Regions from separate parts of the Homo sapiens genome. Here region 2 is linked to region 1. A link is a loop called in an ENCODE intact Hi-C map of the cell type or tissue named here. Cell type or tissue: OCI-LY7. All regions are shown on one strand. Each heading gives the region's core, and the rest is flanking DNA. Links, peaks and the distances in the headings are about the cores only.

Evidence for each region. A loop is a pair of places that touch in the nucleus more often than their neighbours do. Peaks named below come from ENCODE experiments on the same cell type or tissue, not always from the same donor. Only the 100,000 strongest peaks of a DNase experiment are listed, where the experiment ranks them.
Region 2: it touches region 1 in a loop (2.7-fold over the local background); 20 of 110 quality-filtered maps call a loop at or near these places.

Annotation. Positions count from the first base shown.
Region 1 is chr14:59,353,730-59,356,645 of GRCh38, forward strand. DAAM1 (dishevelled associated activator of morphogenesis 1) reads left to right here. Exons shown (of 25, transcript NM_001270520.2): 19 at 147-235; 20 at 1,436-1,604. Among named protein-coding and RNA genes, the nearest start is that of GPR135, 110 kb to the right of the region's middle. In OCI-LY7, for the core only: CTCF peaks have their summits at 1,616 and 1,821; a DNase peak (open chromatin) is centred at 1,652; H3K4me3 peaks cover 1,669 bases; H3K27ac peaks cover 2,400 bases.
Region 2 is chr14:59,421,475-59,424,390 of GRCh38, forward strand. No RefSeq gene overlaps it. Among named protein-coding and RNA genes, the nearest start is that of GPR135, 42 kb to the right of the region's middle. In OCI-LY7, for the core only: CTCF peaks have their summits at 1,211 (motif pointing left) and 1,410; DNase peaks (open chromatin) are centred at 797 and 1,177; H3K4me3 peaks cover 642 bases; H3K27ac peaks cover 573 bases.

The sequences.
Region 1 (2,916 bases), core at 151-2,650:
TCCATGAGAACAACTAATGTATGTGTGTCGGGGGAGTGGGTGGGTATTGGGGGAGGTGCTTCTAGGTACCTCCACCTCCATATCTGTTATTAAGTGAACCTAGATATATTAAATGAATATCAATTAGTACATGTTTGCTCTTACAGAATTAATCACTATCAGCAAAGGTTGCAATCGCTGTACTTCAAAAAGAAGTTTGCAGAGCGTGTGGCAGAAGTGAAACCTAAAGTGGAAGGTAAAGTCAAGCTGTCTAGATTGGAAATGATGTTCATCATTACAACCCATTTAAAAGTGCAATCCAAGTGCATATAGTAAACAAGATCCCCTTGGTGATTTTTTTTTTTTTTTTGAGACGGAGTCTTGCACAGTTGCCCAGGCTGGAGTGCAGTAGCGCGATCTTGGCTCAGTGCAAGCTCCGCCTCCCAGGTTCATGCCATTCTCCTGCCTCAGCTTCCTGAGTAGCTGGGACTACAGGTGCCTGCCACCACGCCTGGCTAATTTTTTGTACTTTTAGTAGAGACGGGGTTTCACCACGTTAGCCAGGATGGTCTCAATCTCCTGACCTCGTGATCTGCCCACCTTGGCCTCCCAAAGTGCTGGGATTACAGGCGTGAGCCACTGCGCCTGGCCTGGTGATTTTTTATTTTATTTTTTGGCTCAAGGTCTTTCTTTTAAAATTCTGAGGGGTGATTACTTAAGGTCAGTGCTTGATGCACTGCCCTAGTCTCGGAGCTCACAGCACGCCTCCTGGGCTCCTCTACAGGGTTGGGCTTTTGACTACGAGGGTGTTGGTGAGGAGTTAATCTCACTGCTACTAGCATTAAACCTGTAATTAGCTTCCTCACAACAGAGCCTTAGTAGCTTTTTTAAAGGGAAGATTTGAGGCTGTTGTATGGTTTGATTTTTAAAATTTGTAAATGTTTGAAATGTGGGCAAGGCAACTGAAGAGCACAGCCACGGAACGCAGGCTGGAATCAGGCATCTGCCTAAGCTCTGATCCCTGTTATGACACCTGCAAGCTATGACATGTAACACATTTAACTAGTTTTCTGTCAGTGGAATTGATCAATACTCCTGTTAACCTGACTCACACCAGACAAGTAAGTGTTTGTAAAGAAATCTTGGAGATGGGATTGCTATTCTAGATATTCCTCAGTGCTTATGACTGATGAGTCAGCCAAGAAAGGCCTGAGAAAGGATAGGATTTTGCAGCTGTCTATGGGTGTTGGTAACAACTTGAGTTGGCTCTCCCTGTCCTTGTTCTTTGCTTCTGGTGTAAGCGTTTTGAAAGTGCTCTTGGTAACCCAATAACTCAGTCTTACATCTTCAATATCTGTTATTAAGTGTGTGAATTTAGAATGGGTATCACTGAAACATCTTGATTTCAAACAACGAAACACTTGGTAATCATGTTTTTATGTGTTTTGTTTTGAAGCAATTCGTTCTGGCTCAGAAGAGGTGTTTAGGAGTGGTGCCCTCAAGCAGTTGCTGGAGGTGGTTTTGGCATTTGGAAATTATATGAATAAAGGTCAAAGAGGGAATGCATATGGATTCAAGATATCTAGCCTAAACAAAATTGCTGACACAAAATCCAGCATCGACAAGTAAGTATGAGATCTTCCAACACTTGGGGGAGCCAGGTGTGTAGGTCCAGGCTCAGATTTATGCCTCTCTGGTCCTCCTCAGCCTTCATGACACTGCATTCTTCAGTTGGAACTTCTCTTTCTCACTACTTTCTTCCCTTCTCTGACATTGACTCTTCTCTAAACCTCTCTCATGACCGCAGGCATCTCCCACATTCCTGTTGGACCAATTATCCTTCATCCATTTTTGGTCCACTGGGACATCATCTGTTCTAAGTTTTGCTGTTGTTTTTGTTTTGTCCTGCCTTTTTAAAAAATTATTTTTTGTAAACTTTTTATTATAATATACTAAGAAGAGGTCAGTCATCACAAATGCTGGGCTTGATAATTTTTCACAAATTAAACACACCTGCATAACCAGCGCCCAGATCAAGGACAGAATGTTACCAGCACTCGACATCTCCCCATGACCCCTCTACAGAAAACTGTGTTCCACAGAAAAGAAAAAAACCGATAGTTGGTGTTAGAATATGAAGCTTTTGGGGTTTTTAGGTTGTGTTTTTATTTATACAGTGGAGGTAGCAACTATATTAAAAACTTATGTATAAATGCATTTTGGCTATTGATACTTAGTTGCTCATTGCAGGTCTCATTAAAATGCTTCCTAGAAAGTGTTCAATGCTGCATTTTAGGTGAACAGATTCTCATTAAAGACACCAAGATGTGAAAACGTTCTTGTGTCATTAACAGGGTAGGGTCATTAGGCATATTAACTTGAGTTTCCTTGAGAGCTCTGTTTCTCTGAGGTTCACACTGACTTCAAAGGAACTTGCACAATTGTTTCTAAGGTAAGCTTCTTCATACCCAAATTCTTTTTAGAAATATGGGCTGTTCACCCTAATTATTTCTAACTAATAGGGGCTTTTACCCTATATTTTCTATAGGGTTCGTGAAGCATAGTATTCTGGCAACCTTAAATCCATCCAAGAAGAAATAAGCAATGTGTTAATTTGTTGTTTTTGCATCGTGTAGAGATAGATTAATGAAGAGCAGCTGTTGTTATAGCCCTGCCACCTTATTTTTAATGTAAACACTTGATCCTTTTCAGAGCACTTTCACATTTGATTGTCCCACTAGCCTGTGAAGTACACAAGCCAAATACTGTTGTCACCTGTTGTCAGGTAAGAAACTGACTCAGGGTCAGGTGGCTCATTCAGCTTGCCTATGGTTACAACAAGCAAGGTATTCGGCCTTACAGGTATTTGACACCTGTGTTGTTGGTCCATCCACAGCTCTATTAGCAGCAGAAGGATCTTATTTGGAGGTTGAAGTA
Region 2 (2,916 bases), core at 114-2,613, 68 kb after region 1:
AGTAGCTGTTTCCTCATTTTTAAATGGGTAAAATAATGCCATCATATGCTGTGAGGATTAAACAATAATATATTTTAAATGTTCATTACAGTGTTTAAGACATAGTAAATGCTCAATAAAAGTTAGTTTCAAGATAATTGGTTGGAATTCTAGGTAGATGTAAGAGAGTAGAAAGTAGGTTGGACCCATATTGCAGAGAACCTTGTGTGGGATGAGAAGTTGGAAATTCCACCGTAAGCAGTAAGGAATTACAGAGATTTTAGAGTAAGAAAGCGACCTCATTAGAGTTCCGCTGGACAGGAGCATATAGAATGGGATAAAATTGGATGAGTCTTCAGAAGGCCATGTAATTAGTCCTAGGGAAAGGTAATGAGGACCTGAGATAAGACAGGAAGTATAGAAATTAAAATGAGGAGTCACTTCAAAAGGCTTTATAAAGGTGGGTGATGCGGATATAGTGACTGCTTACATTTTGGAGGCAAAAGAGAAGGCAAACTTTTGAGCCTGCATAGCTGGGAGAGTAATAATGTCATTAGCCAGGAAGAATGAGCTAAGAGGAAAGATAATGAGATAATACTTTGGCTCTGAAGAATTTGGGGTACCTGTGAGGCATGTGTGTGAAGATGTCTGGTGGACAGAAAGGACAATAGAGCACGGAAGAAGGGTCCTGGCTAGAAACTCTGGAGTCACCCGCCAAGAACTATTGGTGGAAGCGAGGGGTGGGTGACACAGATCCTTACAGGAGCATTGAGACTGCTGTAAAGAGGAAGAGAACCAGGAACTGAGATGTGCATGAGACCAGTCCTGCGTGTCTGAAGAGGTTACCAAGAGGAAAGCCCTTCATAAACTGTCAAGTACTGCAGAGATTCAAGCTGATGAGAAGCAGAGGAATGAACAGCTGCTTTGGAGAAGGCCACAGGGAGCCCTTTCCTGAACCAACAGTACCACTGTGATTTTTGGATGGTTCTCATAACCAGTCAAATGGATTAATCACACTGCTAGTCCCTTGGGTAGGATGTGATGGCAAAGGAGTCATGAAGCCAAGCTTTTTTGACAAGAACATTTGCTCTTGAATGCTTCAAGTAACTTGCTGGTCATTCCAATGTTCTTGATTATGTCAACTGCTTTTTGAGTCTGTACGTTCAGCCATTTATCCAAATTAAGTAATGATCCCTGGGGGCTTCGATGGCAAGGCATTGGCATGGGAATCAATGGTGCCATCTACTGTCCTTTTCTTTGATAGAAACAACTTCGGGAATAAACTCCTTTTCTCCCATCACACATTTAGCATCTGGTCTTTTAAAGTATAAATAGTTCCACATTTTAAAGTTTTTAACCAGTCAAAGGATGGTTAGTAGCACTGGCCCCTAAGTGCTAGCAAGATTTTTCTGATATCTCCCCAGATGGTTATTTGGGAGGTCAGAACCTGAGGCCCAGAAGTCAGGGACCATAAGGGAAGGAGGTCACCATAAGGGAAGGAGGTTACAAGTGTCAGGCGCTGGCACCAGGCTTTCCAGGTGCCAGTACCTGACACTTGTAATCCCAGCGATTTCCCACAAGGGCTGTAAGACTTTGTTACTTTATCTCCAATTTTCAGACAAGGACTAAGAAAAGTTAACTAAGGTCAAATGCGAGCAAGTGGCTGAGCTAGAAGCTGAATCTTGATTTGCCTGACTCCTGTGTTTTTTCTACTAAGTAACTTCTGCCGGATTTGTGACAATTCTTGCAGACATTTACCCCGTAGTTCGCGAGCATCAATCCTCAGACTACAGCTAGTGGGGAAGCTGCACTTCATGGCATTGGATCTTTTATTTTTTTCTTAAACCATTTAGCACTTCAGCATTTATGCTAAATTCATCATGCCATGTGTTTTTCTGGATACATTTTATTTTCAAATGCTTCTATGATTGAATTAAAGAAATCAATTCCTATTTCAGTGTGACTATTTTTCCTATACTCTTCTTAGATGAATCTGTGACAAGAGAAGGGTTAAAAATCAATTTCATGTCAGTGAGCGGGTCATTGTTATTAGTACTTTTTAAGTACTTTGATATAACTTTGTTTTTTTGGAAGTGGGGTCTTGCTGTGTTTCCCAGACTGGAATGCAGTGTCATGATCATGACTCACTGCATCCTCGAACTCCTGGACTCAAGAGATCCTCCTGCCTCAGCCTCCTGAGTTGTTAGAATTACAGTCACCAGGCACTGTGCCCAGCTCTCTATATATTATTACAGAATATTATTTCATAAGCAAAATTGCAAACATAAAAAATTGAAAGTGCTTAGCAATAATAAAGCTCCATTCTAGAAATGTAGAAATTATTAAAAATTGTATATTTTAGTTATTCATGGATAATGCAAATATAACAGCCATTTTGTGCAAAATATATGATAAATCAGAGTAAACTTAAGAATGTCCATGTAAATTAATTTAATAGTTTTCATGCTTTCCCCAAATATGCTGAAAAGGTCTCACTTGCCCTAGGGAAGTACATACACATAAAGCATGCCTTAGTGAGGTCTGCAGTTTTGCTAAAATAAATCACTACTTTCCAACATTAAGGGGAAACAGTAATTTATAGGACTGCAGTGAATACAAGTTTTTTAAATTATGGTCTGTCCTAGGGGAAAACTACCCCTGTACAAATGTATTTACAAGAAAATAGTTGGAAAAGTTTGGAAGCCTGCGCACTGTGGCATAATCTTTTATTACCATAATTATTTGCCTAAGTTAAGGTGCTTATCAGACTTGATCTCAGCCCTAACAAAATTTGAAGTAGTAAAATAGCATTCAAGTAAGACCTACATCATTACAGCAATATCCCTGATTCTTCAGATTTGAGGAGCGCTAAAGTTTTCTGAGCTCTTTTATCATACTGCCTCTCCAATGAGGTTCCTTACCTAGAATAAATAAGAA